6 separate regions of the Mus musculus genome follow, and all the other regions are linked to region 6. A link is a loop called in an ENCODE intact Hi-C map of the cell type or tissue named here. Cell type or tissue: left cerebral cortex. All regions are shown on one strand.

The links. A loop is a pair of places that touch in the nucleus more often than their neighbours do. Peaks named below come from ENCODE experiments on the same cell type or tissue, not always from the same donor. Only the 100,000 strongest peaks of a DNase experiment are listed, where the experiment ranks them.
Region 1: it touches region 6 in a loop (5-fold over the local background); 8 of 42 quality-filtered maps call a loop at or near these places.
Region 2: it touches region 6 in a loop (2.8-fold over the local background); 7 of 42 quality-filtered maps call a loop at or near these places.
Region 3: a loop joins it to region 6, with 2.1 times the contacts of the local background. A loop is called at or near these places in 7 of 42 quality-filtered maps.
Region 4: it touches region 6 in a loop (2.2-fold over the local background); 7 of 42 quality-filtered maps call a loop at or near these places.
Region 5: it touches region 6 in a loop (3.0-fold over the local background); 2 of 42 quality-filtered maps call a loop at or near these places.

What each region holds. Positions count from the first base shown.
Region 1 is chr8:48,524,636-48,529,635 of GRCm38, reverse strand. The region is part of intron 2 of Tenm3 (teneurin transmembrane protein 3); the gene reads left to right. Among named protein-coding and RNA genes, the nearest start is that of Gm39178, 130 kb to the left of the region's middle. In left cerebral cortex, a CTCF peak has its summit at 2,008 (motif pointing right); a DNase peak (open chromatin) is centred at 2,003.
Region 2 is chr8:48,220,637-48,225,636 of GRCm38, reverse strand. Gm32923 (a long non-coding RNA gene) reads right to left here. Exons shown (of 3, transcript XR_870430.3): 1 at 2,658-5,000; 2 at 1,196-1,278; 3 at 298-1,036. Among named protein-coding and RNA genes, the nearest start is that of Gm32923, 3.1 kb to the right of the region's middle. In left cerebral cortex, a CTCF peak has its summit at 3,098; DNase peaks (open chromatin) are centred at 3,097, 4,176 and 4,895; H3K4me3 peaks cover 1,344 bases.
Region 3 is chr8:48,212,609-48,217,608 of GRCm38, reverse strand. It overlaps Gm32194 (a long non-coding RNA gene), which reads right to left. Exons shown (of 3, transcript XR_378958.2): 2 at 820-948. Gm51559 (a long non-coding RNA gene) reads left to right here and starts at 3,810. Exons shown (of 2, transcript XR_003947494.1): 1 at 3,810-3,976. In left cerebral cortex, no CTCF peak of the experiment used is centred here; a DNase peak (open chromatin) is centred at 2,374.
Region 4 is chr8:48,510,932-48,515,931 of GRCm38, reverse strand. All of the region lies in intron 2 of Tenm3 (teneurin transmembrane protein 3), which reads left to right. Among named protein-coding and RNA genes, the nearest start is that of Gm39178, 150 kb to the left of the region's middle. In left cerebral cortex, CTCF peaks have their summits at 2,527 (motif pointing right) and 4,745; DNase peaks (open chromatin) are centred at 1,925, 3,275, 4,182 and 4,583; H3K4me3 peaks cover 1,180 bases; H3K27ac peaks cover 1,217 bases.
Region 5 is chr8:47,869,978-47,874,977 of GRCm38, reverse strand. All of the region lies in intron 9 of Wwc2 (WW, C2 and coiled-coil domain containing 2), which reads left to right. Among named protein-coding and RNA genes, the nearest start is that of Cldn22, 48 kb to the right of the region's middle. In left cerebral cortex, a CTCF peak has its summit at 2,446 (motif pointing left); a DNase peak (open chromatin) is centred at 2,460.
Region 6 is chr8:48,094,952-48,099,951 of GRCm38, reverse strand. It overlaps a transcript of Dctd not described here. Among named protein-coding and RNA genes, the nearest start is that of Dctd, 13 kb to the left of the region's middle. In left cerebral cortex, a CTCF peak has its summit at 2,300; DNase peaks (open chromatin) are centred at 1,592, 1,728 and 2,321; H3K4me3 peaks cover 1,152 bases; H3K27ac peaks cover 344 bases.

The DNA.
Region 1 (5,000 bases), 430 kb before region 6:
TCTTCTTCCTGTCTTTGCTCCATCAGCAACTCCATCTTGTTTTCTTGCTCATCAATCTCTCTCTGCTACCTTGGCGGTGGCATCTGCTTTAGACGGTTTCATAAGGCAGAACTGTAAATCCATCGCTATGGAATTTTAAGTGTCTTCATAATTCTTAATTCTGACAAATATCATGGAGATTTTATGACCAGAAGATAATGTTTAAAAAAAACAAACAAAACAAAACAGGTTTTCCTTGTCTTTTAGGACGCATCCAGACTTGTTTCTCCAGACTCTCTGTTCAGTTACTACAGGGTCTCCATCCGGATACTACAGGGTCTCCATCTGGAACACAGCCTGTATCTTAGGGCAAAGTCAAGATGAAAAAGAAATATTTATGAGATAATTTTACATCAGACTCTAATTTCAAGGTCGATACGATAGTGACTATTCTTCTAAAATTAATTTTAGCATAGGTTGTTTACGTCTCTGGTTTGTTGACATGTTTTCTTCTTTGTTAGTTGCTTTTGTTTTGAGGCAGATCTTGTAGTGTAGGTTGCCCTGAAATTCTTGATGCTTTGTATCTGTTCAAGAGTGCTTCTTGGATCCCTGTTCCCTCCCTTTGATCTCGTGAAAGCCTGTAAGCACACTACATACAAGAACTGTAGAGATTTCCAGAGAGTTCCTAGAGGTGCTGCGCTATGTGTGAGTGTTATATGCTCAGGCCCTTGCAGAGGCTCCTGTGTAGGTCCTTCCCTTCGAGGTATGATGTAATCAGTCTTCAGCTTTGATTGACACCCCTGGAAAGAAAAGGATGGCCATGGGTATTCTAAGTAAGAATATACAAGCAAACAAAGATAATCAAGTATAGTTTCTTTCTTTCAGTCAATAGCTCATACAGAACAGAAACTGGGGGGAAATATAGATTTACTGAGAACCTTCCCCGTTTGCCTCTGAAAGCCCCCTCCAGGGATCTCTGCCAGCCTCTAAGATGTCTTATCTGGATCATTTCGCTATTGCATTCTAGAATGTTCTTCCAAGACAAACAATGTGGATAAATTCCATAGGCTTCCGAGATTGTACTTTTGAAAATATAAATCTGAGTTATTTAATAAATTTTGTCCATGAGACACAGCATCACAGCTAAGATATACAGATTTTCACCGCAGTTTATGCTGTGTTTTCAGTACCCGCCTTTCAAGATCATAAATAAAAATAGCTTCATATCCCCAAACCATTATTTATTATTCTGAAACCTGGATGTTGAAAATGAACTGAAATATAATGAACAAAATACCAAGAATACAAAGTGATTAGTTAGGCACAAAGCAAAGCAAAATTGAATTAGGTTAGAAATTATATATATTTTTGGATTCATGCAAATGCAGTAACTACTTACACATTACAACTTTGGAACATATCTGATCATAATTATTATTATTATTATTATTGCATTAATTAACATCAAAGGCAGGAGAGTTCACATTTGAGCTAAGCGCATCGGATGTCAGTCCAGTTATCAACTAAGTCAGCTTGGTTCTGTGGAAATTAAATACTGTCACACTTTCATCTGCTTAGAGTTTTGAATTCTAGAGAGCGCAGAGTTACTTTGACAATTGCGGTACTAATCCTCCTTCAAAGCACTGAAAGGGTTACAGATCTCCTGCTTATTTTTTTTATGAACATATGCTAAAAATAACAAGTCAGTGGAATTTAGTCCCATGCCCCGATGTGTGGGCATAATTTGTTTAATTTCTCAGTAGTCCGTTGGCTATTTCTGTGTCCTTTAAACTATCTAATGGCAAGTGTGAGGACAACACTTTCTGCTCCTGTCATTCTTCTAACTTTTTAGCAATTAAAATTTGAGATTCATATTTGGAATTTTATTTTGGTTAATGATTAATATCCTGTAAAGAAGAAGCGTGACATATGGTGTAAAATTTTGCTGTTCTATTTTTCAAGATCTTTTTATAGCCCCCCCATCACGTGTTTTCCTAATCAGACTTTTCCTCGTGCAGTTAGTTGATTCTTTGCCACCAGAGGGCAGTATAAAAATTGATTTAGTTAATAAACATAATGTCGCTTTTCTTTTTTTTTTGTATACCATTGTTGTAGGTACCACGCTGACTAGCAGATATAGATGCCTTCTTTTCAGCCATAAACGAAATACAGATCTCTGACTGAAGATTATGGCCATGCAGTTATAGGTTGTAATTTAAATTGTCCCTTTTTTTTGTTCCTAGCGTTAAAATTGTCACACTAGACAAAATATTATCCAGTCATGTAGGCCTAGAAAGTCACAATTGTAAAAGCACATTGTCTTAATCAGGTGTGGGTTTTTTTTTCCTTTCTTGAGAAAGGAAGACCATTTGAGTCGATGGATCTTGGCTAAATTTTATTGCATATATTCTTATTTGGCACATTATGCTTGATAACATTTTTCTCAAAAAATGAATTCTGTGTTATTAGCTGCTTCCCAATTTTATTGAAAATCAGAGTTGGAAACTATAAGGTTCAGCAAGTAAAAGAATTTGGAGGCTAACACACATACTTTTGGTTTACTTAATATAGTCAATGTTCAGTTAGTTTCCTGTGAGATATAAAAAGGTTCTCTCTTAGTTTGCCAACTTGAAAGTCTCTAATGTTCAAAAGAGGATACCATTCTTGATGGCTAAAAATGTTAAAATCCTCTAATGATACTATACATATTTATAATTAATTAGGTATCTATTAAGGCGGCACAAAACATTTTTAGGGATTAGTTAGGCTCTGCTTCTATGTTATCTTAACTTACCTTTTATTTATTTTTATGCATTTAAAATCATTGATATGAAAGTTATAAATATATTTATCATAGTCAGTCCTCCCTCCCCAAACACTACCCCCTCAACTCAGGCTTATGAATACTTAATTACTAGATTTGAAAGTGTTACTGTCTGGTTAAAAATGCAAGGCTTATGATATTGAATGTGCAATTTTGAAGAAATGAGGAACGCCATTTGTTTTTATTAAGCTGGGATTTGAATGTTTGAGGAACGCATTGAGGGAGGCATTGCTTCAGAAATGGAAGTAATAACCCTCATTTGTAGTGTTGAAAATATTATTTTTACGCTATGCCAATTCTTTATAAATAAACACAGGAGCCCAGGTTTGCAAGGGATCAATTTGCTTTGTCTGTCTACTGATAAATTATTGGAGATTTTTGTTTGTTGGATGTCTTTGTTTGTTTGTTTGTTTGCTTTTTGGTGTTTTGTGTCTGATCGTTCACTCTGTGGGGAATTGCGTATAACAAAAAAAAACCACAACAAAATTAGAAATAAGCCTCATTGATGTCTAGATGGAATACTACTGTCTTACGGTGGAGGGATTGATGAGCGAATATAAGAATTCCAATATATAAGAAATTGTTATGATGCTGTTTATTTTTTACAAATAAATGAAGGAGACCATGAGATACCCTTCTCCCCTAAAATTCTGTATGTGCATTCAGGAAGTACACAGGGCAAAAGTAAGCAATGGAGACACTTTAAAATGGAATCTGTGCCGCAGTCCCTGCATATGGCCGATAATAGCGATACGTGTTTGGCTATATTTTTATCAGCAATTATTTTGTTTTGAGAATTGACTTATGACAGAATTCTGAGGCCATTGTGAAGATGGCTTTCGCTTATTTCAGCCGTGCTCTTTTTTTTTTAGTGTAATTGGCACTAGAAATAAAGCAGCTTTCAGTAATTACATTGTATGGATGAAAATTCTTGATTTTTCTGTGGAGTCAAATCAATACTGAAGTTTCACTATCACAGTCTCTGTAAATGAAGGTTTCGGGTCAGGAGTGGGGATGCAGGAGCCATTGGCAGGGCTCACTGTTCCCAGAAATTTTTCCTAGCAATGCAGTAGGCCAGGGTCCCAGTGACACTCTTGAGAATTATAATTGCCTTGTGCCAACGTGGGAAAGGAGCATTTTTAAAATATAATTTTTGAGACTTAATTTTCTAGTCCTTTTTCAGTAACTGATATACTAAGTAACTTGTTTTCAAAGGATATATCCACCTATATGTATTTGAATTATTAGTAAAAAAAAATTAGTATTAGTGAAAATGAAAAACAAATTTACCTTTTGACTGTATTTGGGAGATTGTATATAAAGACAGCAGGAGTTGTGCTCTGAGCAGGTATGCTGTAGTATCTCTTTGCATTTTAGAATAAAACACATAGGTACTTTGTGAAATTGTCTTCATCTGGTTTTACCTCTGGGTTTCTGTGATGGATTTCCGGGCAATCCTGACAGAGGCGTGGCTTAATAGTCAAATAACAGGTGATGTCACTTGAGGCCATTGTTTCAGGGAAGAGAGCTTTGGGCATCAGGGGAGTGATTTTGAGGTTCGTACTGATTCATTTCATTAGTTTTGAAAGGCTTGGAGAATTTCTGTTTGTTCCCACTAAAGCTTAACCTGTTTGGAGAGTTGTTTTATGCTCAAAAATATAATCATCTAATCCTTTTCTTGAGATTTGAATTAAGAAATTTTATTTTGCCCAAGCAAATAACTGACAACTTATACTATAACCCCCAAAAATAATTCAAAGAGAGACTTGGATAATTTTAAGTTAAGATTTAAATACATCTTAAATAAAGAGATAGAAAAACATGGTTTCTGAATTAAGCTTTGGGTAGAGTTGTAAATGAGACAAAAATGCAAACCTAAAATTATAATATTTCATTTATTGTACACTTTTTAGTAATAAACAGCACTTTATTTTTTTCATTTTAGTTTACCCTGATGATTCTGAAATTTTATATGTTTAGATTCTATTCATTATCTGCAATCATGAAATACAGTTTCATTGTGAAGGTGTGTCACGACTTCATATTCATCCTAATTTAAAATACACAACTGTTAACAAAAGAAATGAATACATAATTATGATAACTTCTAACTGTAATTCAGTTAGTCTTAAAATGTGTGTCAAACTGTCCGAGGCAATACAGCTTCTTCGTTTTCTTCTTTCCAATATTAATATGA
Region 2 (5,000 bases), 130 kb before region 6:
CAGAATTGCTTTTGTGTTTCACGTGGATACAGAAGGAGGCGGATCTGGGGCTGTAATTCATCTACACCCAAACCCATGATAGCTCTCATTCCTACTGAGTTTGGATCCTTGTTTTGTTTTTGTATTTAGTTTCAAAATGACAGCTCGGAGGAGCACACTTCACAGAGGTCTCTACCCTGGCCTACTTTAGAAAAATGTTAACTCCCCCTCCACAAAGCCAAACCCTAACTGTAAAGGAAGAATTGAAAAAAAAAAAAAAATCACCCATTACTCCTGGAAATCGGGTCTCATTCCTGTGATGTTGGCATTGAGTGTGCTTAATTAAAACACTTGATTAGAATAATCAGTTTGGGCCCGATAGGTTCTCAGCCTCCTGGAGATGTCTAAATCTACATATAGACCTACTGATTAGGGTTTGCTTTGTTCAGCAATTCCAGGCTGACAGACCAGGGCTTTGATTTTGGTATGAAAAGGCAGACTTCCCCATGCTTGCTTTTACAGTGACAACCTCAACTTGATATGGCAGCGTGGATGCTACTGGAGTCAGGTCATCCCGCTTGGCAAAGAGACTGGTTTCTTCTCAGATCAGAGTTCAGTGTGCTCCCAGGCACTCAGTAAAGCAGAGCTTAGCCCAACCCTTTCCCTTTACAGCGCTTTCCTTGTCCCGAGCAAGCTCGGAGAACAATAGTGGACGTGAACTTTAGATAATGAACTGGGTACCAAACATGCCACTCGCTCCCACGGTGAAATGAAAAGTGCATCGGTATTTACATTCACTGCAAGGTGCCTACTAGTCACGTGACTCGCCCCCACAAGCACTTAAAGGAAACCTAGAGAGATTAGCCTGCCTTCAAAGCCCTAACCATGCCCACTCCTCTCCCTGTTCACGGCCTTTTCTTTTGTCTCTGCTGATCCCAGAAGCAGCCATTTCTCTTACCAGGTAGACAGCCAATCAGCTATCTGTGTAAGGTGCTCTTTGGAATACAGGGAGTCCAGAAGAGGAAGCCTGAAGGCGCCGATTCATGACATGCTCGGTCTGTAACAAACAGCCCCTGAGCAGTGCTCTTACAGGACACAGCCCACCCATGAAATGCCACCACCCAACCCAGGTGACACGGATGCTATCCAGGCTCCTGCAGAGCGAGGCAGGACCTCCCCCTCGAGAGCCTTGAAGGGCAGCCTGGCAGGGTCATACCCCTTCCACAGGTAACGCCATCACACTGTCCTGAAGACAAGTGAGCTCCGCCTGCAGCTCCAGTCCGCAGCGCGCAGTAAATTCTAGGTGAGGGAGAAAGAACGTAGAGAAATTTGAGCAAGTTATCCAAGTATGGATGGGGTTCAAGCCAAAATGAGCAAAGACTCTCTATCAGGGAGTTAGCTTTCCTGCCGCGATAGCTTCACCCCAGACGGCTCTGGTGGTACTACCTGCTGTGTTTGCATAAGTCACAAGACATGGGCTTTATGTCCCTGTCTATCTGCCAATATTTCTAGCTTCTTGGCTCCCTCGTCTATGGAAAGAAGTCATCCATGCAATGCTAATGAGTGCCCATCATATCCAAAGGAGGGATTAGAGATTTTTCCATAAGCCTCTCCTTTGACTTTGTCATCCTACCAAGGTCATGGAGAAAGGTGACACATTGTTTATATATCCCTACTCACCTTAACCACAGGGTGAACCCAAGTTCCAAAACGGTAGTGACAAGGCTGCTAGAGTGTTCTGCCCTCTGATCCAAGCCCCCAGAATGAAAAATCCTCTTACCACTTTTCTCGTCTGTTACCACCTCTACAAGCAATGGTCTCTTGATGTCAGTTAATTACTAATAACTTTTAGGTAGATCGAGCAAACCTTTTCATTAATGAACCAACTTAAAATTCTGACATAGAGCACTACAGGAGTCCTAGAGCCTTGTGTATAGAGAATTTACCACAGACTGGTGCTGAGCTTAAAAGTAACATCATTATTCAGTTTAGAGATAATGGGCTCAACAAAGCAAATTTAATAAATCCTTCCGGGATCTAAGCAGAGGAAAATTAAAATTAGAAGTATAAATTGTTAGTTCTAGGGCAAGAGAGTGGCTCAGTTGCAGTCTTCCTGCCTATAGGATGACTTGTATGTGGCCCCTGGCATCCACCTGCATTAGGAAGGGAGATCACATTCTTTTTACATGTGCAGACATTTCCTGAATCCCACCAGCAATGGCTATGTCCATATGACAGCATCGCTCTCGCTGCATAGAATGGACGCGATTTACAACCGGTCCTCTGAGTGGAAAGGCATTCCGAAAGCTTCTCGAAACTTAACGCTGTCAAGGTGAGGGGAGTGTAAACACCCAGGGAGGGAAAGTGACCTGAGCTGAAAAGAGACCTGCTCATCGGAACTCTGAGCTCTTCCACCTCAGGTTCTTGTCACGAGGTGACTAGCAACAGTTTTGGTGAAGATCCACTTCATCCCAACATTCCCTCCCAGATAAACGGACGGGAAGCCTATTGTGCCAAGTTCAGAAATTAACTCCTTAAAAGTCGTTCCCAGGTCCTCCTGCCTCTACATCCTCCCCTTTTCTCTCCCTTAATTCTCTCTTTCTGAAATGACCCCAGCAAGAGCTGCCTGGGTTGTAACCATTTAAAAAAAAAAAAACATTGTGTCTGCTTTTCTTCACCTTAGGGGGAAAGCCATGCTGGTCCATTGATAAGCCAGGTGATTTTGACAGTTGAGGATATCACAGGGAAGGAGAGTCTTTCATCTCCAACTTATTGACAAAAGGTTATGAGCAAGCAGGTTTCAAAGTCTCACTTCAGCTGTGACATTATCTCCAAGGTCAGGCTTGAGATTTAAGCATTATTCTCCATCGCTGAAACGCAATTCTGCAAAGCACATAGAGGGAGACGTTGAGTGGTCCGAGCAGCACGGCTCACAAGAAATAGGGAAGGGAGTGACAATCTTTCTACAAGTCTGTCCTCAGTTTTCAGGACTCTGGCTTTTTGGAGGAGTAAGATCCTGTCTCAACATCTGGTGACACCCTTGAGGAGTGAGCCTCAGCAGAGACCTGTGTCTGGGTCATGGTGGCTGCGAGGCACTTTCATGAAGGGCTCTTGCGCCCCCTAGCGATGGGCGTCTTAGCTGTCGACGTCTACGCTAAAGTGGCAGCAATGTCCCGAACCAGAAACAAAACAAAACACAAAAACAAAGGGAGACTTAAGATCTCCATCTACCCGGCTCTGGATGGGCCAATTCAAACGATCCTCTCTGGTCCCATTCTGTTCTGCCCGTAGACTTCCACACATAAAGCGATTCCTTCTGCTTCATGCACCGCCTCACTGAAGCTTGGTCCTTGCAATCCTTACTCCCATAAGATTTTTCCCGACCGCATGCGCCTGCAGAAGTTCTGTCAATCCATGTTCCTCTCGCCTGGCAGATCATAAGAGGGCCCTTCCTCCCAGGAGTTGTCCGCAGGCTGTCTGAGTCCCGCAGCCCACTCAGAACACTGATTGCTGAAATACATTGTTTACTTTTTACTTTCCATGTTAACAGCCCTGTCGCCGCGAAGACTTTCCCAGAAGGACAGATTATTTAAATTCAGAGTGGCATTTTTATTTCTGCCCAAGCTAGGCTCTCACAGAAAGTGCGAGAATGACAGGCAGCCTGAAAAAAAAAAAATCCTTCCTGCCCCCAGCCCCTCCCTTCCACAGCTTGGCCTCATTTGCCAGGGTGAGAAAAAAAAAAAAAATGGACTTTCAACCTTTCTTTCCTGGGTTGTCACACAGAGAAGCCAGTACATGCTGATTTTAAGTGACAGCATGTACCTACCTTAAGAAACCGTCCCTGGCTAGGTAGAATCTAGTGACATTTCTGGAGGCTCCTTTGGGGACCCAAATAAGTAGACCCATTTCCCCACTTTCTCTCTGAGATTAAAAAAAGGGGGGCTAGAGATCACATAGGAAGTCAAAATATCATGGCAGACAAGATGAGATCAGAACCCTACACCTCATGAGAAGATAAAAGTGGACCGCTAGATGTCCGGACTGAACGAGCATCTTGCCCTTCCGTGACAGAACCGCCAGGCCAGACAGGCAGGCTGTCCGTGGGAGGAGGAGGGGAGGGAACAACACTCTTCTACATGAGCCAAGTATGTCCAAGTTCCTATCTTCACCGTTCTCCGGGAAGGCTCCCTCGGGTGCTCCTGGGAGCTGGAGTCCCAGGGAGAGGACACCCCCAGCGGCACACATACACACACCCAGAGCACGGAGAGCCAGGTTCTGCAGCTGGATTAGAAGGCCTATCAGTCCTGGTCTTCAGTCTTTGCTTTTCCCTGGTGCTAAAGCAAGAGCTGGCTTCCCTCACCTGGCCTCTGCCAAAGTACAAGGGGGTCCCCCACATGCCACCTCTTCCTTCTGTGACAGCTGCAGCTCTCTTTGGTGGCTGGCAGTCCTAAACCAGTCCTAAAACCCAAAGTTGCCGCCTCCTAAGTACAAACTGACAGCATTCCAGATTCGGAGGTCCCCACTCTCCCTCCCAGAGCCCTACCCACCCACAGTCACACCTAGAGGCGGTGTTCTATGCCAGTAGTAAAGGCAGGGGAGGCGGGCTCCGGCTCGGGGCTCTTTGAAGGCAACAGGTCCCCAATTACTTCCCGCTCATTAAACTGTGGACGTAGCCTTGCCTGGCTCTTGTAAATCAAAGAAAACACGACTAGCCTTGCCATACTCGGGCTCTGTCTGCAGCCTCCGCCAATTAGCACTCTAGTTAATCAAACTTTAGAAGGTCCCTGGAGAGGCGGTGGAACTGGGAGCAGGCCGGAGCAGAAAAGACCCATTCAGTCTCCGCTTTGCCTGGCTGAAGGCAGCCACTTGTTTTCAGTCAGTTTTCTCCATCTTTAAAGTGGGCTGCTCTGTACATCCCTTAAGCTGTGTGTGCGCATGCGTGCGTGTGTGGGTGCGCGTGTGCGTGCGTGCATGCGCACATGCGCAGAGTGAAAAAGAAGGTGAGCAGAAAAGTTAGAACG
Region 3 (5,000 bases), 120 kb before region 6:
TGTGGCTCCTAAGGGATGACTCCCTCCATCAACAGCTCACACTTGAGACCTTTCTTGTCTCTGGTACCCAGAACTTCAGCTCCTTCCTCTCCATCAGCCACTCCCTTGGCTCCAGGCATCCTGGAGACCTGGCCTTGGTCTCCATGTGAAACCTCTGGTGATGTGTGAGGACATGGTCACTTCCCGCCAGCTTCCACACACCTCATCCAGCTAACCAAGACGGAAGTCAGCAGTCTCCAGTGCAGGCTTGTGACCTGCCCTGGGGCAAGTCTAAGCTCAGCTCTCATCTGCTGTGGGCTGTGGCCTTGGTGCAGGATGAACTGTGCCTGGTCCCCCTGAGCGATGTGGATATAAACCATCCCAGTGTACTGGCTGGTTCTGTGCATCAACTTGACCCAAGCTGGAGTTACCAAAGAGAAAGGAACCTCCCTTGAGGAATTGCCTCCATGAGATCCAGCCGTAAGGCATTTTCTCAATGAGTGATCAATGGGCCCAGCCCATTGTGGGTGGTGCCATCCCTGGGCTGGTAGTCCTTGGTTCTATAAGAAAGCAAGCTGAGCAAGCCCGGGGAAGCAAGCCAGTAAGCAGCACCCCTCCATGGCCTCTGCATCAGCTCCTGCCTCCAGGTTCCTGCCCTGTGTGAGTTCCTGTCCTGACTTCCTTTGGTGATGAATGGCACTGTGGAAGTGTAAGCTGAATAAACTCTTTCCTCCCCACCCAGCTTGCTTCTTGGTCATGATGTTTTGTGCGGGAATAGAAACCCTGACTAAGACACCCAGGTACTGTACTGCGTACTGTCTGGTACTTCGAACACCTTACCTCCACGCATCCTCAGCGTCCCTACACCATCAGTAAGTCATTCTCTCCATTACAGAATCCGAGGCACAGAGAGTGATGCACATACATCTGGGTTGATCAGAAGCCATGCGGTCCAGACTATGCTGTCTCCTATATTTAACAGGAAATAAAATAAGGCTGGAGACGAAATACCTAAAAATCCTCTACACCTTGTCTGGTAACAATAACATCCTTAAGAAACCTAACCAGCTTCCAGACTCAGCTCTGTTGGCCCTGTGCTCTCCTAGGAGTCACTGAGTCCACACTGTGTGCTGTGACCCACGTGAAAGGCTCCAGAGACGCTGCATCTCTAGTGAACAGTGCTGACCCTGAGAGGTTGGTTCTACTCATCTCCTGTTTGGCAGAGGAGACAACTGAAGTGAAAGGCACTTGTGAGAAACTAGGTCAGAACCCGGAGCCAGAAATGCGTGACTTTAAAGCCCGAGGCTCTCCTTCCTGGGGCCTCCTGCCTCCGTAGCACCAGACCCACCCTTTGGCATCCCTTAAGTTAGGATCCCCAGGCTCCGGAGCACTGGGCGGGGTGGCCAGCGAGTGTTACAGTTGTGGATAAGCAGTGAATGGTTGAGTGAATGAGCTAATCAATCCCCCTCTGTCCAAAAGCACTCCAAAGACCTCCTCCCTCAGAAACCATGACCCATCTGGTCCAGGATCCAGGCCCCTCTGCATCCAGAGTACCCACTCCCTGATGCCTCAGACCTCATGTCTGACCCGTCTAATCCAATAAAACACCACCCTATTCTCACCAACCCCCAAAGGTATCCTTTTGGGTACCATCCTTGCTGGTGCCTGCAACGTCGTGGGGCCTCCGTCCTAAAGAAAAGCTTGTCCACCCGCACTTGGCTAGTGAGGCTACGGGAGGCAAGTGTATGCCCTGCACAGGCCAATGGGATTGCCCGGAAGAGACCCACACTGGGAGCCAGGCCTTCGTGCTGGGAATTCCCACCCTACTGCAGACGTGCTCCCCAGGATGCTGTCTGCAGTCCTCTGGTGTACGTCACAGGTTGTACCTTCTCTGTTTACCCTTCTGGGCTCTGTTTTAGGGAGATGCCAGGCTCCACTCTCAGAGCTCATCCTCATGACCAGGTGAGGCACCAAGGCCACAGAGTCCCTTTCTAGCTTGCATCTCTCCTAGGCAGAGGTCTCTCATGGCCCTTCCTCTGGCCACACTAACCATCACCTCTTCTTCTTCTTTACCAGGTCTAAAGCGCCCTGGCTTTCGAAACCCTTAAACGTCCTGTCCCTATTCCTAAGAATTCATCACAGCTCTGCCACCTAACTGGCTTCGGGTTTTCCAACAGCTCCTGAGTCCCCTGATTCTCTGCACACCCACCGCCACCTCCCCAGCCTCCCTCCTCTCTTTCCCCAGGAGGGAAATTGAAGACAGTTTAAAATAGACCGAATCAGAGTGCAGAGGCTGATGCCAAGAGCGGCTCAGCGGGATTGCAGTATCCCTCCTGCTGGAAGGCCTCCCCCTCCCACCCCCCACCCCCCACCCCCCAGGCAGAAGCTCCCCTTGCCTCTCCCCGTATGTTCAAATCCTGCCAGATTCTCTTCCAGCTGGTGGAAAGGATGTTCAGACTCCAGGCTGCTGGCAGTGCGCAGGAAGCCAGCAGGGAGGGGTGCCAGGCGATCCTGAGCCTCGCTAACTGGAACAGCCAGCCAGCCCCCACCTCCACCAGCCTTCCTGTGAGAACTGGGGCCGAATAACCAAGGCCAAGGGAGAGGCTGGAGACATTGGCCATAGGAATTTCAAATCGACAATGAACAAGCCGCTTGTATCAGTATGTCCCAGAGAAGATTCAGAACTCATTTACACTAAAATAAAGTTTGTGTTTGTTGTCCATTTTACATTCAGATTCGCCAGGGCATCCCATGCCGCGTAGCTGTATTTATTTATGTGTGTGAGAAATCTGGCAGCTCGGGGCTTTGGAACCCATCTGTGACTAGAAGGGTCACACTTAACCCCACACCCCCACACACACCCCCAATGACTCAAAGAGAAAGAGGACAGGTTGGAAGGTTATGGTGTGTCCTCCTGATACCGGAAACCAGTATCACAGACTGGGAGTGGAGGTGGGGAAAGGGGCTTTTAACAGTGGAAATTTACCGTGTGCACTCAAGGACCAGTATCTCTAAAGATGCTCACTGCTTAAGTGAGGCGGGCACCCTCCTGGGCAAACTCCAAAGTTAATACAATTCAAGCCAGATCTTTTCGAAGTAACCTGAGCATTCGTCTCTTTAACCTTTTAAACAAATGCACCATGACCTTGAGCTAAGCACACCCCAAAACGTGTCTACTGCCTTTCCTTTTAAAATCATGGCCTGAAATTGAGCATGCTCAGGAATGAACCAGGTAGGGAGCAGGCCCGGGAGTGGGCCAGGCCCTAGATCCGTGGTTCTCAGCCCGTGGGTCAAGACCTCTTTGGGGGGCCCCAAACAACGCTTTCACCAGGACAACCTAAGAACCTTGGCGTCCCTTGCATTGTTACAGTGTCTCAGGGAGGGGTCTTCCTTGCCTCCTTTCTTGTAGTGACTAGTCAGACACCTGAGGCTTTTAGAACATATTTACCTAACGATTCAGAACAGTAGCCAAAATTCAGTTAAGAAGCAGCAACAAAACTAACTTTATGGTTCGGGGTCACTGCAACACGAAGAACTGTATTAAAGGGTCCCAGCATTGAGAACCAGGACCTAGATCGTTATTCAGAGCCTCTTTGAGTAAAATCCCCACACTGCCTTTGTTTGGGGAGAGCATTGCTTTGAAAATAAATCCTATGTGCCCCTTGTCCGAGGTGGGCGGGAAAGCTTTCTGCCCTCTTTTGTTTGTTTGTTGTCTAAGTTTGGTTTGGCTTTGCTCGCCCCAGGATGCCAATCCCTTGTGTTCTGTAACAATAGCTCTGGGGAGGGTCCTCTTCTGCCTCCATGACTTTCTCTCTTGTGGCCAAGAAAGAACTGGCCACCCTAGGCTTTCAAAACCTGTTCCAGGCTGCCACAGTCACCACTCAGCCTTCCCCCCCAGAAGTTTCTGGGGATGTCTTCTCTGTCAACAACCACGATATACCCATGGGGACGGAGCCTACTCCTGTCTGACCTCATCTTATCATCTCTCTGGTTTCTGGTAAACACGAATGTGGGGGACTTTGGGTGACCTTCTTAAATCTAGCAAAACAGACTAGTTCTGGCATCACTCCTCACACACACACACACACACACACACACACCTCCTTACTTCTAGAAACTTCTAGATCCGGGTGATCACAAACAACTGTACCAATAATGAAGTCATGGGAGCTCCCTCAGTAAGGCTTGCTAGGACAGCATGAGGACCCGAGTTCAATCCCCAAAGCCACATAAAACAAGCTAGAGCTCCCAGGACTGGAAGGGCAGAGACAGGCAAAGTCCTGGGGCTCAGTAGCCAGCCATCCTAGGCTGCTTGGTAAGATTAACAATAGAACTGTAGGTGGATAGTGTCTTAGAAGAAATACCCAACACTGACTCCCACAGACATTTACAACACACACACACACACACACACACACACACATTCAAATACCTACTTGATATATCCACAAATCCCAAAAGCATGCTCCAGAGTAGCCTGCCATCTATCCCCTGTATAGCAGTAATGAGACAGAGGCTACCTATATCCTCTTTCTTCAGAGACCTTATTAGAAAGGATGCCCACCCTGATGGTCTCCAAACACCAGTGTGACCTCATAATGCTACCAAAAGAAAGCTCTGAAAATGGCGTGTGTGTGTGTGTGTGTGTGTGTGTGTGTGTGTGTGTGTGTGCATGCCAGCAGCTATGTCTGTGAGATTCAGTCCCACCTGAGAAAGGGGAATCACCTCCGACTCAATGGAAAGCTATCCAGCTCTAATGTCCTCATGCCCACTCTCAGCCCAGATTTCATGCCAGCCAGGGTCTGGGGCTCAGCTGATGGAGTACAAAGGCTGAGGAAAGCCCAAGGGTTCCAGAAACGGATGGTAACTGTAACTGATTGGTGTCTGAAAAGCCCCCCTAGCTTTCCCTTAGAGGGAGGAACACACGGCCAGTGACTGCTCCCAAGGTGAGCTTTTTTTGCACCCTCTAAACCTTTAGAGTCCTGTGTCTCTTCCCGATAGTAACCTCTGTCACTGCAGTA
Region 4 (5,000 bases), 420 kb before region 6:
AAATCAACTTGTTCCTGGTACAGATCAGGAAGTGGCCACTGAGTGAGGCAGAGGGTGTCTTGGAGCGAAGACTTTGACAAGTTTTGTTTGAAATGGAGTTGTGTGGCCTAGTGGATCTTTCTGAAAGGTTTCAGTGGCTTCTGAGTAGGACTTGAACGGCTGTCTTCTTGATAGAAGTTACAATCCGACAGGTTACTCTAGGTAGCATCACACAGGCAGAGCATGATAAAAGGGAAGATGACCAAATAGTATTTGAGAGAAATGAAGCTTAGCAAGGAAGATCACGAAAGACAAGCAGAGGTGTCCTACAAGGTGGTGAATGATTTGAGTGTTATAAAGCAGGATGGGGTTGGGGGAGCCCTTTGTAGAGACAGCCACACGTTTAATTGGAACTTAGTAGGAAAGTAAGTTTGACATCCGATCATGGATAGCTCCAGACTTCGAACTGAGACTAGGGACTTTTCTGATAAGCAGTGAGCACCCCTGAGGTGGCACAGAACCACAAACATTGGTGACGCTGGGCTCTGTGAAATGTGCCTGTCATGGATGTGGCCTGTGCCACTCATGAGCTGTGCAGACATGAGGCAAGGTGTGCTTTGCTCTCCTCTGTGAAATGAAGTTAGACTAGGTGTCCTCCTATGTTCTTCTTACCTTCTAAAAAACCCTTGGCCTCCAATAACACAAACACCATTGATATTTTACATGGCCATAGCCTCATGCTTGTCCATCACCGTAACACATCAGTTTGTATAGAATTGTTTGCAGCCTTACCTGAAAAGGTTTTTTTTTTTTTAAGGTGGCTTTACTACCACCTTTTCCAACCACGTATGTCTGCATTTGCTGGTCTCCTTTTTAAAGAATAAGTCCACTGTGCTAGCTGGGTCTGCATTATGTCATTACATACATAGCATGCATAACGTACAGACACACAGACACACATACATACTATATGACATATGTATGGATTTATATATGTGTCATATATGTTTATATATAAATATATATTATGTACATATTTCCATTGTACAATATTGAGAGCACAATGACCTTCATGTAGATTAAAAAAAATCTCCTTGTTTCTTTTAAACTGACATTTCTTTCTCCCTTTGTTGTCTATATTTACAGGCGTACATATTATATGACATGTGTATTTATATATGTATTTATAGATAAATATATACTGTGCACATGTTCCCATTGTACAATGTTGTGGGCACAATGATAATGGCCTTCATGTAGATAAAAATCTCCTTGTTTCTTTTAGACTCACATTTCTTTCTCCTTACTCTTTATATCATCTATGGAAGGAATATATTAGATTGGAATTGAGCCAAGTACTCATGTCAGAGCATGGTATTGGGGGGGGGGGCTCTGGTTTCCCCGTTGCTTCTCACACACAGTCCCCCCCAGGACTACTCCCCATGGTCATCAGTGCTGTGTGGAAGCTGGTGCACCACGGCCCTGCATGTGTTCCTAACAACAGAGCTGGTGACCAGCGTTCAGAAGCCACCACCTGGCACAGGGCACATCCTCTCTCCACACAATGTCCCAGCAGAAGTTCCCCAGCTGCTAGGCCAACGGTGCAGCTACAAACTGTTCACCCATGCTGCTGTTTTGTAGTCCTTTGCTGGCCTTTGGAATAAACATAAATATTCAAACACTTCATTAATAAACAAACAAGACTCCTTCAGAGACAGCACTTTGTTGTGTTGTGTTGTGAGAGCCATGATAACCTCCCGCAATCGCAAGGTTGGCGCTTGGGAGGCCAAGTCTTGTGTCTTCAGTCATGGGAGGTAGTTTCTTTGATCTTAACTTTCGTGACTTTCTTTCTTGGCCTTGGAGAGTTTGAAGGTCATTCCCTGGTGCTCCCCTCTGCAGAGGAGACTCCTGAATCGAGAGATCATCAGACCATTTGTCAGATGGTAGTGGGTGTGTGAATATGCCAGGCTGTGGGGGAGGCAGTGGTGTCTTTGAGTGAAGGTAACTTTAGATGCCGAGGAGAACTAAGTGGGACAGCCTGTGATCTAATTATTCTTTAAGGGGAAGAGTCTCCATTGTTTATTTTTATCGTGCTAAAGAATTTCTTGGAAAAAAAACTATTCTGAACAATTTTGTGAATGATAGTTTCAAAAATTAATCCTGGGTGCATTAATACAGAATAAAAGGGGCTACCTGGCAAGTAGCTATCTGGGCATCGTGTGGAACCTTCCTTGCTAGCTGTTAGCCTAGGCGCACAAGGACTCCAAACCGCAGGCATTAATTTGTGACCACGTTTTATCCACTGTGGTTTCTTCCTGATGCCTACCTTGTGCCTGCCTTTGCTCCCGACTCTTCAGTGCACATAAAATGCTACAAATCATTTTGAGAAAAGGCAAGAACCCTTCAGTCAACCAGCAAGAAACTTACTATCTATTCCTTTCAGCGGTGGCTTAGGAAGGCTGTTTTTGCTATCCACATACCGATAAAGATTCTTTTTTTTTTTTAAGACTTATTTATTATTATATCTAAGTTCACTGTAGCTGTCTTCAGATGCACCAGAAGAGGGCGCAAGATCTCATTATGGATGGTTGTGAGCCACCATGTGGTTGCTGGGATTTGAACTCAGGACCTTCGGAAAAGCAGTTGGTGCTCTTAACCACTGAGCCATCTCTCCAGCACCCCCCACCCCCATAAAGATTCTTAACAGTGGTTCTAAACCTTCCTGGTGATGCGACCCTTTGATACAGTTCCTTGTGTTGTGGTGATCCCTAAACATACGATTATTTTTGTTGCTACTTCAGGACTGTAATTTTGCTACCTTTATGACTTGTAATGTAAATATCTGAAATGTGGCCTCTGTGAAAGGGCCGTTTGACCCCCACAAGGGGTTAGGACCCACAGTCTGAGAACCACTGATTTATAATGAGGGTTCTCTGTGAATTCAGTGTGGTCACTATGGGTTTTAACTAGCCATGTTAAGTTTGCCCTCATATGGGCCTTTAGATGCTTAGATACGATTGCAGCACAGGTATGCCGTGTAAATTTTGGGTGCTGTTTATCTTGGTTTAGTTTGAGACCCATGGGATCTTGAGTAGATGGAAGAATGAATTTCACTGCATGTATGTTATTGAGAAATATTCTTAAGCAGTGTGTGGTATCTGCTTAATTTCACTACTTTATGAATTTGCAGCAAAATCTGTATGCAGTACACATCAATTTGTATAGTCTTGTAGCATCTAACCAAATTTATAGATTCATTAGCCAAAAAAAGTTAACATATATCCATGCCCAAGACGGGCACTTTTCCTAGTGCTGAAAATAAACCCACGGCCAGCCGAGTGCGTAGGAAACACATAAACTGGCTACCCCATCCCTAGCTCATATCAAGTAACTTTGTGAGTCTTAGATATGTTGAAAATTTTTCATCTGTATTTCATCAATGTATCATGTTATATTGAAATGCTAATCAGTAGGAAATGTTTTCCAGTTTGCTCAAAGGTTTCGTTAACCTTTGTGAAATACGTTGGTGAAAACTGAGTATTTTACCCCATTTTTTTTTCTTTTAAGCATGGATTATATACAGTTGATCCTAAAGAAGGTTCCAATGTGTACCTTTCAGTAGCCTTAAATGTCACCACACGTCACCAGATGTGAATGTGAGAAAGGATCCCCTCCTCGAGGGGGTGGGGGGGGTCGGGAGGGGGGTTGCCTTTTGGTTGTGTTACTGTCCGTGGGTGCTTCCATGGACACTTGGGGTAAAGTAAGAGGAAGGGCTTGGGATGCAGAACAGTAATGGGAAAGAGGGAGATAAATCCTCCTCTTTCCTTGCTTCACGGATTCCCAATGTTCCAGGTAAAGTGCACCTGCTGAGAGGCTGAGGAGAACGGGAACTGGCTAGCATCCCATTAATTTGAGAGGAATGGCAGTGGGCTGCATCTACCCAGCAGGTGGTCCGAGCTGTAGGAAGAGGTGGTCCAAAGGCAGGCAGGCAGGCAGGCAGGGATAGTCCTGGGAAGAGGGAATTCAGACAGTGTGTCCTCAAAAAAAACGAGGGGCAGTGAAGTGAGTGCCGAGTTTCTCCGGATAAGCTTGTATTGCACATCTCTCTGAATTCCTGACGGCACGCCGCATTTCTGTAGTGTTTGAAGCCGCACTAGAATTATGCCAGCATATGCTAAATTTATGCGATGAGCTTCAGTAATATAAGCTGAAATTTCCTGAAGTGATTTTCTTTTTCTTTTAAAGATGTAGCAGACTGCCAGGCACCCCGATAAAGGACTTGGTTTTGACGACAATCATGAGGTATATGGTGTACGATGTCAAAATCCTGTCTTCCGATTGACACAACAATCCATAATTTATAGATTGCCTTAAAAATTAAAAGGCAAAGTCAATTATAACTAATCATGATGCTACCCGAGCCTGAGAAGTCACTGCATCCTTTGGGATAAAGGAAGTCATATTCACGTCAGTCAGGAATCTTCAGCTACAGTCTCCTGGTTCTATCTTAAGAATCTCTCAGTTTCGTTTCGTGAGAATCCTAAGCCTCCGGAAGCCTGCAGCCATGCTATTTTTAGAAATAGCCGTAGTAGCTCCTCTCCATCAGTGCACACTTGTTCCTATTCTGAACTCCGTATCTGTGCCAAATCTTCAGAGAGATTACTGGAAGTTTGGCGCTCTGACTGCTGAATCAGTCAGAAATGAATGTTGAAGTCTGCCGGTGAACGAGTTACACTGAGTTACCGCACGCGGCACCAATGCTACCCGCTTTGGTACTGCTTGTTCAACTCTCAAGAGGAATTGACAATATCCAAATACCGCGTGCTTACTAATTTTTTATTTATTATTTGTGATGGGCTTTTTTTTAAAAAATTAGATCAAAAGCCAAATTATCTGCAGATGATACTTCAAGGCTTGGCGTTTTATCTTCTCAAGAAAAAGATGGGCAGAGAGCCTCGTGGTTTCTAATATATGATGTCCTATGGAAGACATTTTTTTCCTTCTAAGGAAGGGTAGTTATT
Region 5 (5,000 bases), 220 kb after region 6:
ACCATTGAGCGAGTCTGATAACAATAGCCATAAACTGCTGCTTTCTGATGATGTCGACCTAGACTGTTGCAGAAGTGAGCCTTCCTGATCTCTTTCTACACTCACAAGAAGTCAAATGTTTATTGCTTTTAATTTCACAAGGAAAGGAAAAGACTGCGTGCTCTCTTTGATATCTTAATCAGTCACAAGATGTCTCTTGCACGTGGCTTGTCAGTTGAAGCCTGCTTCTGAGGCAGAGGTAATCATTATGAGCAGTTTTTTTTATCTTTCTGAGGGAAGGTGTAAGAGTTACTTATTCTAAACTATCCAGTCCCGCCGGCAGATGGGCAGGACTCTGGAGTCCCTTATACCTGTGGCAGAGCCCTGAGCCCACACTGCTGCCGCTATGCCAGGGTGCCTGTTTGGTGACAAACTGGCCCTTCAGATCAGTGCTCGTCACAGATGGCTCGGGAGGAGCAGTGTCTGCCCCAGAGCAAACCCACATGTGTCTCAAGAGACCTGGAGATACGTTCAAACATCCACCCAGAACCTTTCTGAATTCTTGGCCTCTTTACTTTTAATTTCCATTTCTCAATAAATACCTAGATTTAAACGTCAAAACATTTTGACAGTGGGGTGGGGAGCAAAAAGCTGCCATAACTGATTGGGTGAACAATTTGAGTTTCGCCATTTGGGGAGTCATGTTGATGGAGACACGGTTTGGCTGCAGCATCCTGGTTTTAGGGAGCACAAGCAGGTCCCCAGAGCAAATCCTCTGACAACTGCACCTGTTCAGCTGAGTTCTCACTGTTGTCCCCGCCCCCCTCCTCTGCTTTCTCTGCCTAGTGCTGATCAGAGTTTTAGCTTAAGGTGTGAGGATGGTCGGGGTAGCAAGCACCAACAGGCACAAAAGGAAGAACACTCTGGTTTTCGTTTGGAGATTCATCAGTGGGTGGAAGGAAGCGGGCAGCGTTGGTGAGCTCGCTGTGTAAGAGGCTGGTGCATTTACACTGCTCAACACTTACTCAATGCCATGCCTTGTCCCCTTGATGTCCCAAGGGCTGGTTCCAGGACCCTCCCTGATACACAGTCATAACTGCTCCGAATAGACTGTGTAGTGTTAACAAAAGGTGCATGTGTCCTCTCAGAAGCATGACTACTTTCTAGATTGCATAGGATTCCCAACACAGTGCACGTGCTCAAGAAACGCTGCCGTTCTGTGATGCTAAAGGTCACGTGATCAGCACAAACCCAGGGTCTTCCCTGAGCACCTTGATCCGGGCTTGTTGAGTCTTTGGTTATAGAGCTAAGGCCGTGGAGACTCTAGAGTAGCCGTGCACATCTTCCATGCAAGGCTGTCTCTCTGCTGTCCTCTGTAGCAGGTGAGCCCGGAAAGCCCTCTGCTCCTCCTTGGCTGTGTGCGGGGAGAGCTCATCTTAGCAGCCTTTACAGGCGTGGCAGCATGCTTGACGCTTGTACTGGGGATGGTTTGCTCCTCAGTGGCTTCTACATAGTGACTGTCACATCTCTAGTGTCAGGTTGGGACTCCTCAGAAGCAGACGCTACATAGCCCTTACATAAAATAATGATAATATTTAGTGAGAAGCAGCCATGGGGTTTGTGCCATGTGGGCAATAGGCAGCGTAGTTAGCTGCACAGTGTGTCTGCTGTAGACTGAACAGTGCCCGAAAGAGATGTGTTTATCATTTGTGTACTGTGCAGACTTTGGGTCCTTTGGATGGCAAGCCACTTCCACACTAAGTAAATAAGTACATACAAATGTCCTTTCAGTACCTGTGGTCAAGGACAGATCCCCATCTCTGTGCCACAGAGTGGATCTCTGATTTTGCTTGTTTGGTTTTTCTCATGGCTCCTCCCCTCGTATCCTAAAGATCAGAGCCTCCTGCTACAGCAAGCACTGGAGCAGGCAGGCCCTTCACTCCCAGGCAGATGCAGCACCACAGGGCTTGGCTCTAGCTGCTAATGCTGCTGTTGCTACTCTGGCTGAGCTCACACTCTGTGCCCTGGTGTCATTGCTCTGTACCACTCTACACACTTACTCTATTGCTGCTTGTCCCCAACCTGTCCTTGAACCTGATTCAGAGACCTCGTCTCTGAGCTACACCTCCTCAGTGTCGGAGCGGGCAGGTGGTGTCCAGGAACACCCTGAAAGGAGAGTTCACATAGCGTCATCATCAAGTACATCGGCAACACCAGACCCTCCGTTTCTTCCTGCTGCCCATGTGGCCACCAAAGAACGCTCCTTGCTGCCTTGCCTTAAGCTTTCCTGTTTTCCATTCTGTTGTGGCTTCTTCATTATTTCAGGAGTAGGGGTGGTTCAAACTGAGCTCTCAAGACACTAAACTCAGTTCTCAGCCATCCTGTGTATCCTGATCCTGATTTCTGTGGCCAGTGTAACACCTGCAGTGTACACCCGGCGGCTGTGGCTGAGATCGCCCTCTAGTGGCGATTAAGAGCATCTGCACAAGCCAGATTCATTGTGGGAGCGCATGGGGCAAGGGAGAACTGTTCTCCCTTTCAGTTTCCTGTATGTAAGCTCGCCCACAGCATTCCTTAAGCTGTGGTTTCCTGCTGCTGACAGATTTTTGCTGCTTCCCACAAATTCCAGGTGCTTACCTAGAATCGTCCGATGTGCCTGGATTACTTAAATGTTGCTAAGGCATCTGAAGATTATTTAAAACAAGTGGGCAGGGATGTGTGTGAGTGCCATTTATTTAATTTAATTTTTGAATGGAAAAGAGACTAGTCTTACTGGGTCGTTGGCTCGGATGCTTTCCCAGGTGCAGAGTTGTGAGTTCACGGGAGGCAGTGCCCATCTCCCTCTGGTGCTAAAGTAGAGGCAGGAAGAGGTGATGGCCTGATAGGCCGCCCAGGGCAAGGAAGAGAAACAGGGTGTGTAGGGGAGGCTCTTTTAGGGGCAGGAGTGAAAAGTCCCTTTCTGGATGAAGACACCAGAAGGACAGGGCTGGTAAGGAGCTCAGACAGCCGAGTGCAGAAAGAGGACTGCAGTCATAGTCCCCTGGGAGGAAGGACACTTCAGAGTCTGAAGAAGACCTGCAGCCCAGGTGCCCTCGGCGGAGAAGCTTGATGACGACATGAAGGGCAGAAACTGCTGCCCTACTAAGTTTCTGTGGCTTTTTAGGGTTCCTCTATCGTCCCTCTAGTGACTCCAGCAAGAAGTTTATGTAGAGGAAGAGGACCCTCTTCTGTCCTCTGCAGGCTATGCATGCATGTGGTACACAAACCTACACAGAGACAAAACAGCCATCCACATAAAACAGTGAAAATGAATACGGTAGAAAATGATCTCCAAGGATACCAGACATCAACATCAACCTCTGGCCTACATACCACACACACAGACACTCACCCCCCCCCCCCCTCACTCACTCACATGAGCCCAAAGCCCAGCCTGGTAGCTGAGAGCAGCCTACAGGAGCTGACACAGGAGCTGCTGAGCAAGATCACGGCCTGGAGAACGGGAGAAAAGCCCTGTGCATTAAGAAATCTGATATGTAGGATATATATATATATATATATATATATTGGCAGTGTTTGGGGCTTCCTCCAGACCATCATGTCTTCTGACTCAGTTCTTCTTTGCATTAATTTTTCTTCCTGATTGAATAGATTTGTCTAAGAGATTTCAAAAAGTAGCTGTTCTTTAAAATGCAATTGTGAAAGAATTGATCACAACAGTGTTACAGAAAATGGCAAAAATTACTTTTTTTTTGTTTTTTTCGAGACAGGGTTAAGAATTACTTTTTAATTGTAAGATATAATAGAAGTTGTGTTGTAGACAATCAAAGGAATAGGTACCTATAAATAAGATGAAATTGGGTAGGTTTTATTTTTTTTCTCCAAACCTAATTGTGTATAGCCCGACCTTGCAGGGCTGTGAGCTAGTGTGATTGTTCTGTGGCCTGTAGAGCACTGTCCCATGCCTTAGTCCCTTTGATCCCTTTACCTTTTGTCAGGTACACGCAGGAGGGAAGGCGAGCCCCTCTAGCCAGCAGCTTGCCAGAGGGTCCTGGGCTCACAAGCTGGGTATCCCAGAGCAGGATCAAGGCACTGCCTTCCTTGGATGAAGTCTCAAGTCCCCGCTGATTCAACTTGTGCATTTTCTTTCGATGCCTGACCTCTTTTGAAATGAGTTTGTTTCGAGATAAAATTGTACAGTGCTCTACCTGTACGGTAATGTGCTCCAAGAGATAAGACAGGATTGGGCCCAGAGCGCCCTGTGGAACGGCCTCTGTCAGCTAAAAGTCCCAGGAACTGAGCACTGTAGGCGCTATTTTATAGCAGCACTCAATGAATTCAGTACCTAAGGTGGCCTTTTGCATTTCCAAATTGCTGCCCAATGGTTTCTAGGTGACAAGTCAGCCTGCAGTCCCGTAAGATCCTGCAGTCTTTGCTGGGCTTTTGCTGGGCTTGGTGCCGCTGCTGTAACCCCTTTGCCATTTCTCCAAGACTGAGTTTTCCAAGCTCTGGGACTGGACGTAACCCCCAGTTAGTTTATTTATCATGGCTGTAACCTTGTTTGGTTCCTTCTCTCTTGGTTATTCTGTTTTCTCTTTACCAAGGTCAAACAGACATCCCCTTTGTCTTAGTCAGAATTTATATTCCTGGACAAAGCATCATGACCAAGAAGCAAGTTGGGGAGGAAAGGGTTTATTCGGCTTACACTTCCATACTGCTGTTCATCACCAAGGAAGTTAGGACTGGAACTCAAGCAGGTCAGGAAGCAGGAGCTGATGCAGAGGCCATGGGGAGATGTTCTTTACTGGCTTGCCTCCCCTGGCTTGCTCAGCCTGCTCTCTTATAGAACCCAAGACTACCAGCCCAAAGATGGCACCACCCACAAGGGGCCTTTCCCCCTTGATCACTAATTGAGAAAATGCCTTACAGCTGGATCTCAATGGGGCATTTCCCCAGCTGAAGCTCCTTTCTCTGTGATAACTCCAGCTGTGTCAAGTGACACACAAAACCAGCCAGTGCTC
Region 6 (5,000 bases):
AAAAAAAAAAGACAACGATGAGAGCCCTGTCCTCAAAGGGACCAGGATTACTTGGAGACTGCCTTAACAAAGCCCCTTCTGACTATCCAAGCAGTAGCTCAGGGCTCTCCCTGTTCCATTCATTCTTGCTTTTCCTTAGCAACATAGCCAACTAACAGGCCGACTTCACTGGAGGGGAGGGGACATATATAAAATAAACCAGACACAAAGAATAAGATATATAGGACCTCACACATTGTAACTGTGATGGCGCACACCTATAATTTGGCTGAGACAGGGAAATCATGAGTTCAAAACCACCCTGGGCTATTTAGTTCATTTAAAGGCAGCCTAGGTTACACAGAAAGGCTCTTGTCTCAGGAAAAAGGAATACATAAAAATAATTGAGAGAGAAAGTTGTCCTACTGGATTCCTGTGCAGCTCAGGGGAAAAAAAAAAGGTTTCTGTATTTGTTTCTGGAACAAGACCCAGATGAGAAACTGCATGTACATCTATCTCCCTGTATCTCTCTAAAGAAGAAACTTCCATAATCATCCAACACCCGTCACAGCTCCTAAGAGCCACGGAAATCCCGGTACGCATGCACGCACGTGTACAGCCTTGTTGAACTGCAAAACTAACATTACTTTTAGATAATAACTACTCCTTGTCACCCACATAAAAACACCCTGTGATCTAAAGAAACGAGAGCATGCAGTAGTCCACCCTCCAGGACTGGAGGAGAATGTGGCTGTTTTTGCTGAGAGACTGATAGCTAAAAATTAAGTCTGGCTGCTGAAAGCCAAGAATGTCTTTACAATACGAGGATACCTGTTATCCTAGCTCCCACTCGCACGCGGTTTTCCTGTCTGTGGCTCCCGGAGGAACTCAGTGGAGTGTTTTTCTCAAAAGCCTTAGTCACCTGTCTGCCTAGTTACCCACTGGCTAGTCTCCTGTCACAGCACAAACGGGCACACGTTGGTAACAGGTGAGATAGCGAGTTCACACCTGAGAGTGCGATTTCATTTTTGCGAAACCTGTTGTGTTTGCAATAGCTGTCATTCTAGAAGCCTCTACAAGCCCGGCCGCAGCACAGAGGGAAGAATTTCATTTCATAAAATGGTGGGAAATTCCATTAGTGATTTTTTGGTGGCACATTTTAAGTGGGTTATTATTAGACAGAGCTGACATTTCACATGCAGAAATATTCTTTTCTTGAGAGTCAAGTGTCATTCAAAAAAGGGAAAAATTATTTAGTTTTTTTTTTTTTTAAGTCAAAGAAACCCCTTGAAAACCCCATGCTTCTAAATGCCTCCATCTGTGGAGGAGTAACGGCTACAACTGATGTCTTTGATTTCTCTTTGATTCAAACACGGACGCCATGATGGAATCACTTTGGGGTATGGAAGAAGCGCTGGTCAGAAAAGCAGCTTCTTCATGTGGGCCCACGGCTAGACCCTAGCACTGATGGGCCAACGCTCAGCTGAAGGTCAATATTAGTCATTCCCAGTGCATAGCACAAAGAACTGCACCACACCATCCCCCGCCCCCAGCCTCATCCTAGCAGAGACTCATCCTCCCGCTGAACATCTCGATATTGCAGCAGTAGCCAGGATGCTTCAAGAGTCTTTTCACTGTGTTAGCCTTTGCAAGTACACATTTGGCTCAGCTGAAGCTAAACAGTTTAAGAGCACAGTAAGAAATAGGCCAGAAAACATCAAAGCTTTATAGCTTTTTGAGAAAACTTGATGGTCTTGCTGGTACAACTCCCTGTGATACGGTTCAGTTGTGATAACAATGGAGAGCGTATCAGCGCGAACTGCTGATGAAACCATCAGAGAACGTAGCCAAGGGTCTTTTAAACACATTTAAGAACTGTTCTTTTGAACTGTGCCTCTTAGCCTTGGGGAAAAAAAAAAAAAAAAAAACTCTTCGAGATTTTAAACAGGGCTTTGGCTGAACTGCCGAGCGAGAACCTGAAATTATCTCGTGCACTGGAATCAATATCAAGCAATATTTTCTCTTTGAGAGAAATTCAATCTGACAGAAAAGAATCGGAGCAATAAGGAAACTGGGACCCTGGTGAAAAAGCTTGCCTTCCAAAGACGCCGTAAAGCAGTACAAATTACGTGATGTCACCAGAAGCAGAAAACCACGGTGACAGAATAAAATGTATCTGAACATCAGAATACTTCATTATCACTACCACGGGGCCCCTAAGCCTCACAAAATGCATCCATCAGCCTTGATGGCCATTTGTGAGCCACTGCTGGTAGCTAGATGGCGCAGCACAGCGAGGAAATGCGCCCCCGCCACGCTTCCACACCCCCACCCCCATCACAAGGACAGCAGGGTTCAAAAGGAGGCCTGGGCACACAGCCCGAGCTCTGCTAGTCTCAAAGTGCTCTCTAGCGGCCAGATGAACACAGAATGATCCTAGGTACAGCAGTCACTTCAGGGGAGGCTTCAGAATTCTGGCTGTTCTCTCCTCCGTCCGTTCCTTTCATCGCCCGGATCCGTGGGATTCTCTGATGAGTAAACTCCCTGGGTATCCACGGATGCCGTTGCCATCCATCAGTTACCAGACTCAGCTGCTCTGAACTGCATCTCAGGGACTTGTCAAAGAAATGGAAAAGGGTCCAGGTTTGAAGGGCTCCCCGTACATCGCTGGTAGGCTCATTAGCACAAGGCGATCCTCGGTAGAGGCTCAAGTCCATCCATTTAGCTTTGTCATCTCTCTGTGCTGTGCTCCGAAGCTGTTTTTTAGGAAACGTGAGAAAGGTCACCACCTGCAGCACCAGTATGTTCCAGGCAGAGTCCCACCCTCTATTTCTAGTGTTTATTTTAGTCCTCCCAGAAACCCTGTTGTAGGAATTGTTTCCAGCACCTACAGCTCCCACCTAAAGGCAAGAATTGATAAACTGCAGGTGGAGGGCCAGAGAGGGGGCATCCCAGGAGGTAACAGGTGGAGAGCAAAATAAACGTCAGGGGTGTGTCAGCCCTGCCAGTGTCACGGTTTTGGAAAAACCGAGAGAGAGAGAGAGAGAGAGAGAGAGAGAGAGAGAGAGAGAGAGAGAGAGAGAGAGATCGTGGGTACCCGTGCAAGTGCATGCAGAGGCCATAGCAGGATATAAAACATTTTTTTCTCTATTGCTCTCTACCTTATTGCTTGGATGTAGCATCTTTAAATGAAGCTGGGCATTTTTGCTAGGATGACTAGCTAGTGAGTTCTCAGGACCCACCTGTCTCCTCTGCCCCCAGGCATGCCCAGCTTTTTACACTGCTGATGGGGCTCATGTTGGAAGAGCAAGTGCTCTTAGCCACTGAGCCTAGTTCTCTATCTATCTATCTATCTATCTATCTATCTATCTATCATCTATGTATCTAATTTTTCGATACAGAGTTTCCCAGTGTAACCAGCCCTGGCTGTCCTGAGCTCACTTTGTAGCCTTGGCTGGCCAGGAATAGAGATCCTCCTGCCTCTGCCTTCAGAGTGCTATAGGATGAAAGGTGTATGCCACCACCGCGCAGCTAGTCATTTTTAAAAGTGGCTTTGCTGACCATAAGCCATACTTTGCTAAAATCCTATGTCAAACAAAACAAATCTGAGCCCCAAAGCCGCTAAGGGTGATTTTGGCAACTGCTTTGGTCCGGGTATTTGTTCCGTCCAAAATGTGTGCTGAAATGTAATCCTCAAACATGGCTCTGTGGCACAGCTCGGTAATCTCTGTGGAGGAAGTGGAGGCAGGATCGCTAGTAATTTAACAAAACCTTGGCCCAAAATAAAAAGCAGAGAGAGGGCTGAGGATACAGTCCAGCAACAAAGTATCGACCTAGGATGCATGGAACCCAAGTTCAGACCCCAGCACTAAACCGGAAAGGAAACAAAGAAACACAGTTTAGTCCTCAAAGTTCTGTTGATGATATTTGGGGGTGTGGCCTAAATCTCCGTTGGATGAGGCCATGAATAAGGGGTATGAATAACTTTATGAAATGGGAAGAGATACACTTTGTCAGCTTCCTGTCTCACCACAAGCTAGGTCCCTGTCCTCATTTCTTGCTCTTCTGGGCGTAAACACAAAGAACAAACTCACAGAACACTTGTTTCCTATCCCCCATTTCTCAATTTCTCCCTTGACATAAAGTTCTTGCTCCCTCGTGGTTTTGTTTTGTTTTCAACCAAGAGTAATAACACATAGTTTACTTTCCTGTTTTCTTCCTTATTTGTCAGCTGCATTTCTCACCTGCTCCCAGAGTCTGTATCACTGACTCTGCGCCTCCTCAGCCTCCAAAGGCCAGGTGGGGTGAGGCGTCGAGTAGTCTAGGGCACAGGCAACAATTCACACAACATCGTGACTTGTCGAAAGAGCTGTGAAGCAAGGAAGAGCTCTATCTGGGATACTGAGGCCAAGGAGAGCATGAGTTCTACCAGGTACAAAGTAAGATGTCCAGAAAGATGTAAAAAGAATCCAGAAGGAAGAAAAGCAGCCAAATTGAAGAGGGGGCAGGACTCAGACCATCTCCCTGAGGTCTGAGCATGCTAATCAAAGTAGGAATGATTACCACAGAAGGAATGAGTAGAAGCAAGAGAGGACTGCAAACTGGTGTCCACTTCTGAAAGAGAGCTCGGCCATGGTAGGAAGACAGAAGAGAAGAAAGCCAGTCAGAAGTCTGATACAGGCATCCCGCAAGACAGGATGTGACACGCAGCCTTGGATCAGGTGGAAAGAGAGACCAAGACATGGATAGAATGACTCCCATGTTGCTGGCTTAAGCAACAGGTATAATGGAGACTCGACATTTTCATTCTTCTTCTGGTTTTGATGTTATTGTTGATTATTTGTTTGTTTTGTAGTATTTTTTTTTTAAACACAAGATCTCACTCTGTAGCTGGCCTGGCACACAACAACCCTCCTGCTTAAGACGCTCAAGTCTTAAGAGTTATAGGTTCGAGTTGCCACGACAGACAACATTCTATCTTACTTTATTAAGTTTTGAGATAGGTCTTAGGAATTGGTCTC